Linked DNA regions of Homo sapiens: region 1 is linked to region 2. The links are chromatin contacts, found by Hi-C in ENCODE. All regions are on one chromosome and are shown on one strand. The core of a region is the stretch at or near the end of the contact, and the rest is flanking DNA. Distances in the headings are between cores, read along the strand shown.

Region 1 (6,332 bases), core at 2,779-5,278, 1.3 Mb after region 2:
GCCATGCAGACCAGAGGTGATGGTGGCCTGAGTTAGTGCAGAAGCAAGTGGGGACAGGGAGAAGTAAGGGAGAGTCCAGCAATGTGGAGGTGGGAGAATTGTCACGACCCGATGGGGAGAGGACTCATGGGTGCCAGCAGCTGAGTGGGTGAGGGAACCCTTCTGAGACAGCTGACCCAGGCGGTGGGGCAGGAATGCGAGGGAAGATGACAGATTCGGCTGTGGGCCTGGTAAAGTGGAGGGCCCTAGGCATATGTGCTGGGAAGAGAGATCAAGGCTGAAGGTGATGATGGGGTTGTCAGGCTGCCCTGGTCCTTGGAACTATGGGAGTAGATGAAACCAGTCAGGGAGGAGCAAAGAGAGGAGAGGGACCCAGACAGAACCCTGAGAATCGCATATCGAGGGGACAGAAAATGGGGGGACAAGCAGGCAGACTCACTGGAGCCAAGGAACAGGGTTTCCTGGTAGAAGGAGGGGTCCCCGATGACAGGGCTGACAGCTGAAACATCCTCTGGGTTTAGGCAGGCAGATCAGCTGAGGTCAGGAGTTGGAGACCAGCCTGGCCAACATGGCGACACCCCATCTCTCCTAAAAAATATATACAAAAACTTGGTGGGCGCCTGTAATCCCAGCTACTTGGGAGACTGAGGCAGAAGAATTGCTTGAACTCGGGAGGTGGAGGTTGCAGTGAGCCAAGATCATGCCATTGCACTCCAGCCTGAATGACGAGCGAAACTCCATCTCAAAAAGAAGGAGCTATTATAGGCCAGGCATGGTGGCTCACCCCAGTAATCTCAACATTTTGGGAGGCTGAGGCCGGCAGATCACTTGAGGCCAGGAGTTCGAGACTGGTCTGACCAACATGGTGAAACCCTGTCTCTACTAAAAATACAAAAATTAGCCAGGCATGGTGGCCCGTGCCTGTAATCCCAGTTACTTGGGAGGCTGAGGCATGAGAATCGCTTGAACTCAGGAGGTGGAGGTTACAGTGAGCCAAGATGGCACCACTGCACTCCAGCCTGGGCAACAGAGCAAGACTCTGTCTCATAAATATGATAGAGAAAGAAAGGAAAGAAAAAGGGAGGAAGGAAGGAAGGGAAGGAAGGAACGAAGGAAGGAAAGGAAGGGAGGGAAGGGAGAGAAGGGAGGGAAGGAAGGAACGAAGGAAGGAAAGGAAGGGGGGGAAGGGAGAGAAGGGAGGGAAGGGAGGAAGGGAGGGGAAAGAAAGAAATGAAGGAAGTGAGGGAGGGAGGGAAGGAAGGGAGAGAAAGAAAAGAGAAAAGGAAGGGAGGGAGGGAAAGAAAAGCAAGCAAGCAAGCTATTCTGTGTTTGGTTAGGAAACCAACTCTGCAAAGCACTGGCAATTACAACTTGCATTTTGCTTCTGTCTGGGCATGCTGGATAAATATGCCTGTGGGGTGGCGGCATCAGTAACGGGCACAGGAAGCTTTCTCAAGGATGAGTGAAGTCGCTGCAAGAGTGAGAATTCAACAAGCAAAGGACTCCTTTGCTGAAAGCACATTCATCTATGATGCAAACTACTGCGTTTACAAAGTGTTTTCTTCCTGTTTTGTGTGTGTGTGTGTGTGTGTGTGTTTTGAGACAGAGTCTTGCTCTCTGGCCCAGGCTGGAGTGCAATGGTGTGATCTTGGCTCACTGCAACCTCCGCCTCCCAGGTTCAAGCGATTCTTCTGCCTCAGCCTCCCCAGTAGCTGGGACTACAGGCGTGCGCTACCATGCCTGGCTAATTTTTGTATTTTTAGTAGATATGGGGTTTTACCAGTTGACCTGGCTGGTCTTGAACTCCAGGCCTCAGGTGATCAGCCTCCCAAAGTGCTGGGATTACAGGCATGAGCCACCGAGATTCATTTTACCAAGAACTCCACGTTGGAAAGCCATAACATGATTGCTTTTTGAGGACTTTACCCCTGAAATTCAAATGTTCCCTCACCCATAGCCATTGATGGGGGTGGCAGGAGGAGGGCCAGTAAGGAACCCTGGGATTTGCTTATGTCCATGTTAGGGCCTAACTTGCCTTTTAGGTCAGTAACCCGGAGGGGGAAACCTGGTTTATTAGACTAAGTGTCCTCCTGGTTTCATTCTGGCTGTCAGCAGTAGCCTGTAAAAGACAACTCGAAGTGTAGATGGATTTAACCTGGCGTCCGTAACATCTACTCTTCCAATTGTCATAAAATGTGGGCTGGCTGACATGAGTGGAATTTTTCCTTCGTTTGGATAAATGTGTCACGGTCCAATGCTGTTGTGACAGATGGAAAAATCCTATGTAGGGCACGCAGCAGCCTACCCGGCATGGAGGAAGGACTCCAAGGGACCGTCTGGCACCGCCGGGCTGATAGGAACCCATCTTGTCTGTCTGTGAATTATTCATGTGCTGCACTTCCTGAAAAGAATGCTCCTGTTTGACTGCCTCGCTCGTAAAACCGCAGAGAATTCACCGTTAAAGGTGAGAGGCTCCCTGCAGTAGGGAGTGGAAGGGGCCAGGGCACAGCAGAAACTCTTTGCTGCTGTCTGCGAACAGCATGAGAAGGACAGCACGCTGCACTGAAGTTGGGACCCCAGGGGTCTCGCTGGGTCTGTGAGTGGCAGTGCACTCTGGGTGGCAACCCCCAATTAGCTCAGTGCAAGCTCTTCATGGTGCCATCCAACACCCTGGGCAGGGGCCAAGCAAGGTGGCCCATGCCTCTATGCCCAGCACTTTGGGAGGCTGAGGTGGGAGGATCACTTGAGCCCAGGAGTTCGAGACCAGCAGAGGCAACATAGCAAGACCCATCTCAATTTTTTTAAAAAATTTAAAAATTAGCTGGACATTGTGGCACATGCCTGTAATCCCAGTGCTTTGAGAGGCTAAGAGAGGATTGCTTGAGGCCAGGAGTTTAAGACCAGTCTGGGCAATACAGGAAGACTCTATCTCTAAAAAAAGAATTTTTTTTTTTTTTTTTGGCTGGGCACAGTGGCTCACATGTATCATCCCAGCACTTTGGGAGGCCGAGGCAGGCAGGATCACCTGAGGTCAGGAGTTCAAGACCAGTCCGGCCAACATGGTGAAACCCCATCTCTACTAAACATACAAAAAAGTAGCCAGGCTAGTGGCGTGCACCTGTAGCTCGGAGGCTGAGACAGGAGAATCGTTTCAACCCCGGGGTCGGGGGTTGCAGTGAGCCAAGATGGCACCACTGCACTCCAGCCTGGGTGACAGGGCAAAACTCCCTCTCAAAAAACAAACAAAAACAAATTTTTTAAAAACTACCACGGTGTGGTGGCTCCTGCCTACATGTAGCCTCAGCACTTTGGGTGACTGAGGGCAGAGGATCACTCGAGCTCAGGAATTCGAGGCTGCATTGAACCGTGATCGCACCACTGCAGTCCAGCCTGGGCGACAGAGCCAGACCCTGTCTCAAAAAAATAAAAAAAAAAATCCTGTGAAAACTCGGGCGTGGCCAGACGGATTCTCCCCTCCCCACCTTCCTTTCCCCTCCACTGCCCACCTGCACCCGCCCGCCCTGTCCCCACTCCCCGCCCCTCTACGCAGCCAGCGTCCAATGCTGGGCACCCCCCGAGGCTCACCCTGCCAAGCCTGGGGCTCCCCTTTTGCGCCCGGACCCAGGGGCAGGGAAAGCCCAGCTCGTGGTCTGTGGGTAGCCGGACCCCCGATGGGGCGGTGGGGGGCCTCGCCTTGACTCCCAGAGCTGGGGCCGGGGACAGGAGCTGGGGCAGGAGGGATGCGCGCGGGTCGGGGTCTTCCCACCTCCCCTGCTCCTCTCCCTCGCGCGATCCCGGGGTGGTTCCAGGTGAGGCGGGGACCCCCACCCCCCCACTCTCCGAGGAGGCGCCGCCAGCCCCGCCCCTCCCGGCCCGGCGGGTGACGTGGCCGCGGCTCTCCCGCGGGTGGGTCACGTGTTGGCGGCGCCTGGTTGCCTTGGCAGCGGCTGCGGCGGCCGCGGGGGCGGGGTGGAGGCGGGGCCGGGGGACCCCGCGCGACCGGCGGAAGGAGGGAGGGGGCCGCGCTCGGCGCCCCGGCCGGGCCACTGGGCCACAGGCCACGCGGCCACGCAGTCCGAGCGGGAGCCGAGCCGGGCGGGGCGAGGGCAGCTCCGGTGAGTGTGGCGGCGCGGGGGCCTGGCGCGGGGAGCGGGGTCCCTGCGGCTGGGGGGGCCGGAATTGGACCGGGGACGCTCGGCGGGGAAGGGGACGACTGTAGGCTGCCCGGGCGCGGTCACTACCCATCCGGGGTTGGTGACCTCCACCCCGCGGGATCCCTGGCGGGGTGCGGCGCCCAGAGGATCAGGGTCGGCGGCGCAGCCGGTTCCGGACACCGGGGCGTCCCTGGGGGAGGGACAGGGATGCAGCCTAGCGCCCCTGGGAGGCCCCCTCCCAGTGCGCCTGCTGGAGAGAGACACTCGCCATTGCCGGTGCCCCAGATGCTTAGAGGAAGTCAAACTCCAAGACCGCCCTCTGGAAATGTGTCCAGTAGGCCAGCCAGGAAGAAAAGCTCATCTCTAGAGAGGGGATCGCGTTATTCTACAAGACCTGTTTTCTCGGACTGCTCATTAAAGCAAAAAAAAAAAAAAAAAAAAAAAAGCAACCCCACAAGGTTCAGTCCCGGAGCATCCTCTAGGGTCTGTGCCACCTGACAGAAGTACAGGGCTCCATCCTGCCCCACCCCACCCCCTGCCTGGGATCCAGTGTGAGGCCCAGACTCTGTCCCTCCCCCTGGGCCACCGGGCCTGGCACACACAGTTGGCATTGGGAACATAAAGGATGGATTTGAACCCCCTCCTGGGCTGCTCCTTCGAGACCTGGAGACCTGTCTCAAGACCCAGCTCCAGGCAGACAGACATCGTTTCCTCCACAATCCCACCCACTCTGGGGACATCTGCAGGGCCTCACCGATGGGGCATGGGAGGCCTGGCGGCTCCCAGGAAGCCACCCTCAGCCCTCACTGCCCTGAGCTCTTCACCTCCACTCTCAGACCTGAGCCCAGCCCACCCTTACTGATGGGGCATCCCTCTTGTTCACCCTTCCTTCCTTTGGAGGCCACCAGGCTCTCCCTTGCGTCCCACTCCTGCCAGTCGGCCAGCCATTTCCCTGGGTTGAACTGTGGTCCCAAACCAGAATGATCTAGCAGTGCCCAGACCGTTCCACTCACCAATTTCTTCCATTCTCCTGTGGCTGGACGCCCAGTCATGCTGCCCAGACCCTCTGGCTCATTCCACAGCCCCAGGCTCCAAGTGTCTTCCACCCACATCTCCCTGCCCCCTCCACCCCCCAGGTGGCAGCCAGTCTTCCCTCCATATCTCCTGGACAAGGAGAGCCACCCCACATGTACACCTGGAGTGGCCTTCCCGTCTCTCGGAATCCTTCCATGCAGGCAGCATCTTGTCTTTGAGGAAAGGTCCCTCTTTTTTAAAATTCTTTTTAGAGGCCAGGCGCAGTGGTTCATGCCTATAATCTCAGCACTTTGGGAGGCCAAGGTGGGCGGATCACTTGAGCTCAGGAGTTCTAGACCAGCCTGGCCAACATAGCAAAACCCTGTCTCTACCAAAAATACCAAAAATTAGCCAGGTATGGTGGCACACACATGTAGTCCCAGCTACTCGGGTGGTTGAGGCGGGAGGATCGCTTGAGCCTGGGAGGTAGAATTTGCAGGGAGCTGAGATTGTGCCACTGCACTCCAGCCTTGGTAACACAGCAGGACCCCATGTCAAAAAAAATTATTTTTAGAGACAGCGTCTTACTCTGTTGCCTAGGCTGGTCTCCAGCTCCTGGCCGCAGGTGATCCTCCCACCTTGGCCTCACAAAACACTGGGATTACAGGCATGAGGCACTTTGGCATGCAAAGGGCCGCTCTGTCCCCTCCCCGGTGTTACCTGCAAGCACCTTTTCCTGGCCTTGGTGTGAGGCAGCCAGTCCTCTGCTCCCTGCCCTCCATTGAAGCCTTTAGCTCAGTGGATGAGGATTGCCCCCCCCTCTTTTTTTTTTTTTTTTTTGAGATGGAGTCTCGCTCTGTTGCCCAGGCTGGAGTGCAGTGGTGTGCTCTTGGCTCACTGCAACCTCTGCCACCACACCCAGCTATTTTTTTTTTTTTAAGACAGAGTCTCACTGTGTCACCCAGGCTGGAGTGCCGCGGTAGGATCTCAGCTCACTGCAACCTCCGCCTCCTGGGATCAGGCAATTCTCCTGCCTCAGCCTCCTGAGTAGCTGGGATTACAGGCGCCCACCACCATGCCCAGTTACTTTTTGTATTTTTAGAAGAGACAGGTTTCCACCATGTTGTCCAGGCTAGTCTCGAACTCCTGACCTCTAGTGATCCG
Region 2 (5,875 bases), core at 3,376-5,875:
AGGTGAAGGGGTGGGTTGCCCCCCACACCTGTGGGTGTTTCTCGTTAGGTGGAACGAGAGATTTGGAAAAGAAAAAGACACAGAGACAAAGTATAGAGAAAGAAATAAGGGGACCCAGGGAACCAGCGTTCAGCATATGGAGGATCCCGCCAGCCTCTGAGTTCCCTTAGTATTTATTGATCATTCATGGGTGTTTCTCCGAGAGGGGGATGTGGCAGGGTCACAAGACAATAGTGGGGAGAGGGTCAGCAGACAAACACGTGAACAAAGGTCTTTGCATCATAGACAGGGTAAAGAATCAAGTGCTGTGCTTTTAGATATGCATACACATAAACGTCTCAATGCTTTACAAAGCAGTATTGCTGCCCGCATGTCCCACCTCCAGCCCTAAGACGGTTTTTCCCTATCTCAGTAGATGGAACGTACAATCGGGTTTTATACCAAGACATTCCATTGCCCAGGGACGGGCAGGAGACAGATGCCTTCCTCTTGTCTCAACTGCAAGAGGCATGCCTTCCTCTTATACTAATCCTCCTCAGCACAGACCCTTTACGGGTGTCGGGCTGGGGGACAGTCAGGTCTTTCCCTTCCCACGAGGCCATATTTCAGACTATCCCATGGGGAGAAACCTTGGACAATACCTGGCTTTCCTAGGCAGAGGTCCCTGCGGCCTTCCGCAGTGTTTGTGTCCCTGGGTACTTGAGATTAGGGAGTGGTGATGACTCTTAAGGAGCATGCTGCCTTCAAGCATCTGTTTAACAAAGCACATCTTGCACCGCCCTTAATCTATTTAACCCTGAGTTTGACACAGCACATGTTTCAGAGAGCACGGGGTTGGGGGTAAGGTCATAGATTAACAGAAACTCAAGGCAGAAGAATTTGTCTTAGTACAGAACAAAATGGAGTCTCCTATGTCTACTTCTTTCTACACAGACACAGTAACAATCTGATCTGTCTTGCTTTTCCCCACAACCAGGATAGTCCAGCCAGCTAACTGTCTGTGCCATCTTATTCTTGACCTAATAAATAGCTGCCGGGCTTGGTGGCTCACACCTGTAATCCCAGCATTTTGGGAGGCCGAGGCGGGTGGATCACGAGGTCAGGAGTTCGAGACCAGCCTGGCCAACATAGTGAAACCCCGTCTCTACTGAAAATACAAAAATTAGCTGGGCGTGGTGGCATGCACCTATAATCCCAGCTACTTAGGAGGCCGAGGCAGGAAAATCACTTGAGCCCAGGAGGTGGAGGTTGCAGTGAGCCGAGATCACACCATTGCAGTCCAGCCTGAGCGACAGTGCAAGAGTCTGTCTCAAAAAAAAAAAATAAATAAATAAATAAATAAGTAGCACCACAATAGTTCAGGCAGCCAATAATCTATGCCACTGGTAAGATATTCCACTAGTATATGTCATATATCTTAGACGATGGTGTTGAAAAGCCTAAGGTGGAGGCAGAGGAGAAAAGAAAACAAAAGCAAAAGGAAGAAGAAAAAGTAAAAGAAGAAAGAAGTTGGGCCCGGGCGCGGTGGCTCACACCTGTAATCCCAGAACTTTTGAGAGGCCAAGGCAGGCAGATCACTCGAGGTCAGGAGTTTGAGACCAGCGTGGCCAACGTGGTGAAACCCCATCTCTACTAAAAAAATAAAACTTAGCGGGGTGTGGTGGTAGATATCTGTAGTCCCAGCTACTTGGGAGGCTGAGGAAGGAGAATTGCTTGATCCGGGGAGGTGGAGGCTGCAGTGAGCCGAGATCGTGCCACTGCACTCCAGCGTGGGCAACAAGAACGAGACTCCGTCTCAACAACAACAACAACAACAAAAAAAAAAAAAAAAAAGGAAGAGTCTGGGAAGAGGAAATGATAGGTACCATTATGAAGTGTTTACAGATACTTGCTATACATTACCTCTAATCCTCAGAACCACCTTGCAAGATATGTACTACTGTCCTCTTTTTTTTTTTTTTTTTTTGAGACAGAAGGCTGAGTCAGGAGGCTGAATCAGGAGAATCACTTGAACCCGGGAGGTGGAGGTTGCAGTGAGCCGAGATTGTGCCACTGCACTCCAGCCTGGGCAACAGAGCAAGACTCCATCTCAAAAAAATAAATACACAAAATAAATAAATAAAGTGGAGACAGGAGGTGAGGCCTTACCAACAATTGCATCATGTGCTACTCAAAAATAATAGCACATTAGTTGCCAACAATTATCTACCATTAACTTTTCTGCATGACAAAATTTAAGATTTTCTCTTATCCTTCTATCCAGACCTCTTTACTTTATCATTTGTGCTAGGGAAGCAGGAGCCTCAGAGAGCCAGCATAAAGCCATTTTAAGTTCAGCTCCATCTTGAAACTAACAAGGCACATTCCTTGTCAGTCACAACCCAAAGCTGTTTACAGTTGGGGAAACAGCTTAAAGATACCTGCAAGGACAGACTCCTCCAACTACAGAAAATCCAGATGCCCCAATACCCATAACAATATGTGCCTTTAAGATAATTATAGTTCTGGCTGGGTGTGGAGGCTAAGGCAGGATTGCTTTAGGCCAGGAGTTCGAGATCAGCCTGGCCAACATTGCAAAACCCCCTCTCTACTAAAGATACAAAAATTAGCTGGGTGTCGTAGCACATGCCTACAATCCCAGTAGTGAGACCCCATCTCTACAACAAAATATTTTTTTAATTAATTGGATGCACTGGTTCATGCCTGCAGTCACAGCTACTTGGGAGGCTGAGGTGAAAGGATGTAGCTGTAATCCAGCTATTAGGGATGCTGAGACACAAGAATGGCTTGAACCCAGGAGGTGGAGGTTGCAGTGAGCTGAGATCACGCCACTGCACTACAGCCTGGGCAACAGATCAAGACTCTGTCTCAAGAAAAAAAAAAAAGGAAGAAAGATAATTAAGTTTTGCTTTGATGTACTTACCTACTAGAATGTCAAGGATAGTTAAATTAACAGAATAATAAATTTTGTCATGCCATTGGCCCATCTGCACATTGACTCGGCTTAGTTTAGTCTCTACAAAAACAAGACCCCTATATAAGAAAAACTTAAAGGTCAGGGGCGGTGGCTCATACCTGTAATCCCAACACTTTGGGAGGCTGAGGAGTGTGGATACCTTGAGTCCAGGAGTCCCAGACCAGCTTGGGTAGCATGACAATACCCTGTGTCTACAAAACATACAACTATTAGCTGGCTGTGGTGGTGCATGCCTGTAGTCCTAGCTACTTGGGAGACTGAAGTGGGAGGATCGCTTGAGCTCAGGAGGTGGAGGCTGCAGTGAACTATGATCATGCTACTACACTCCAGCCTGGGCAACAGAGTAAGACCCTGTCTCAAAAAAAGAAGAAAAAAAAAAAGAAAGAAAGAAAAGAAAAACTTAAGACAGTGTGTTCCTCTGTTTGCTTTCTGAGGACGCCCTACTCCGTAAGGGTGTAGCTTTCAATAAACTCTCTCTTCTCATCGCACTCTACGACTTGCTTTGGGTTCCTTCCTGCATGAGATCCAAGAATTCTCTCTTGGGGTCTGGATCGGGACCCCTTTTTCCAGTAACATGTAGACACACACACACATTCAGTTTAAAAGCCCATATTACAACGTACATCCACCTCATCTTCACACTGAGATTTGGGTGACATCTGTCCCTTTTTGAGTTTTGACCCAAGTTAACCTTTTAAGACGCTCTTTATTTCTTCCCCTTTTGCCTCAGTTCACGTTCCTCCCCCTTCTCCTTACATGCCTTTTATAGCAGCCTCTCCTTTTCTCTTTTATTCTTTTTCTACACATTTCTCTTACTGTAAAATCAGAAGCCAGGCGCGGTGGCTCACGCCTGTAATCCCAGCAGTTTGGGAAACCGAGGCGGGAGGGTCTCTTGAACCCAAGAGTTCGAGACCAGCCTGGGCAACATAGTAAGACCCCCGTCTCTACTAAAAAAAAATTAAAAATTAGCTGGGCATGACGGTGTGCGTCTGTAGTCCCAGCTACTCAGGAGGCTGAGGCGGGAGGATCGCTTGAGGCCAGGAGTTCAAGGCTGCAGAGAGTCACGATCCCACCACTGCACTCCAACCTGGGTGACGCGGCCAGACCCTGTCTCTAAAAAGAAAAAAACTAGAGGGGTGTATCTATCACGCTTTCAATAGATATTCAGCTTGGGTTCTATACTTTTCTCATGACCCTTTGTCTTTCTGTTTTCCAGGTCACTCCTCCTCCCCTACACTTAATTCCCACCCTGCTCCCTTTTCACGGCCCACTCCCCTTCCAGGAGTCCTGCCTGCTGCTTCGAACTCCAATGATCGTCCCATTCACCTCTCACCCCTTTTCCCGCCTTTTTGCCCCACAAGGCTCCAAAGCGCGAGGACCTTATTGTCCTCCTCCCCCATCCTCCAACCAGCCCACAGGACAGCCGCGTTACCATGACGACCGGGCTCCTAGAAGCTGCAGTCAAGGACCTGGTTGCCATGGTTTCCGCTTCTCCGCCTCCAGCCCCGCCCGCGCTCCCCGCGGCGTCGGCGCCTGCGCAGTGCGTGGCGCGCCGGGAGTCAGAGCCTGGGCGGGACGGGGCGGGGCTTCGGGCGAGAGGGAGGGCAGCAGGAGAAAGGATAAGAAAGGGAGTGGGACTGGCGCCTACGGTGGCCGAAGTGGGACGCGCCGAGCCGGAGGCTGCAGGATGGTAGGCTGTGCGAAGAGGGAGGGGAGGGGGAAGCGAGGGGCGTGGGCTGCACCTGCGGGGGTCCTCGGGGGCCGCCCTCGGGGTGAACCGCCCTGTCTTCCCTCTGGTCCTCAGAGGCCTCCCTTGCCTCGGCGGGTGGGCGAGCCGGGCTCGGGAGGAAGAGGGGGAGGTGGCATTCGGGAGAGGGGCGGGGAGGGGGCGCATTTGCAGGGCGAGCGGGGGCTGACGAAGGGGCGGCGGGGCCGTCCCGAGCCGGGAGGGGCGCTCTGGTCTTGGCCCCTGGGGTCCCTCGATCCCCGCTGCAGGGAAGCCGCCCGAAGCAGAGGGTTGCGGGAGTCTCTTTGCTGAGGGAGGGAGCGGGGGTCACCAGTCACCGAGACCCCCTTCCCGGGCTGCACAGGCGGGAGCGGGGACCCGGGTGGGGAGAGGGGTGTGGGAGGGGAGTTTCCGGGTCGGAAAAGGGAGCGCCCTACTGCGTTCGTGGCCGTGCTTGCCTAGAGGCTGGGCCCAGGTAGGGAAGCGAAGTGGACTCGTGGTTTTTCTCCGAGGGACCCAGGCTTTGGGATCCCGGGCTCCGGGGCTCTCTGCCCCCCTTCCCATTCTCTTTCCGGAATCCAGGCCTTCCGTCTTCCTGCTTGCTCCCCACCCCCCTATTTGAGCGCCGCACGAGGCTCCCCAGCGCCCCTCTTTTCCCCTCCACCAAAAAAATCAGTTCTCCTGAATTCTGATTTTTCACTTACTAAGCTAGTACAGTGCCACACACCCAGGGATTCCAAGCCTGGGCATGTCCATGAATAGAAGAGCTACTGGGGTAAGGAGAAGACTCCAGGATGTGGCCCAGACCCCCCGGAACTGGGAAGCTGGGGTACACTGGGCAGTGAGGGTTCTGTCTTCCATCCCACTTGACCCAGCTTGCTGTCTGTTCTGCAGACATTCTTTTAGGGGAACCCCCTGGGTGGCGGGGCCCTAACTGAGGGAAATTGGTCACCTGGTGTCTGGGGAGGAGTGGGCGCTTAGCAGGAGGCACCCTAAAAGGAAGAAAAGTTAAAGAGAAATGTCGAAGACCAAATGCCTGGGTGCCTGCAGAGAGGAAGATAGGATTTGGGCATCTGCATACCCTGTGTGGTGTTGGAGATACATACTACAGAGGAGGATACCCCTGGGCATAGGCCTGGCACTGGAGGATGATATGTTTGGGAGATCATTAA

The links. A loop is a pair of places that touch in the nucleus more often than their neighbours do. Pooled maps may share reads with other maps.
Region 1: a loop to region 2 is called in a pooled map, with 6 times the contacts of the local background. The contact joins the promoter of ORAI2 here to the promoter of AP1S1 in region 2. A Hi-C loop is called at or near these places in 5 of 50 pooled maps.

The regions. Positions count from the first base shown.
Region 1 is chr7:102,429,547-102,435,878 of GRCh38, forward strand. ORAI2 (ORAI calcium release-activated calcium modulator 2) reads left to right here and starts at 4,029. Exons shown (of 4, transcript NM_001126340.3): 1 at 4,029-4,115. RefSeq lists silencers at 1,796-2,090, 3,489-3,628, 3,659-4,438.
Region 2 is chr7:101,149,851-101,155,725 of GRCh38, forward strand. AP1S1 (adaptor related protein complex 1 subunit sigma 1) reads left to right here and starts at 4,626. Exons shown (of 5, transcript NM_001283.5): 1 at 4,626-4,667. The coding sequence starts at 4,665. RefSeq lists a silencer at 4,368-4,607 and enhancers at 4,418-4,712, 5,032-5,532.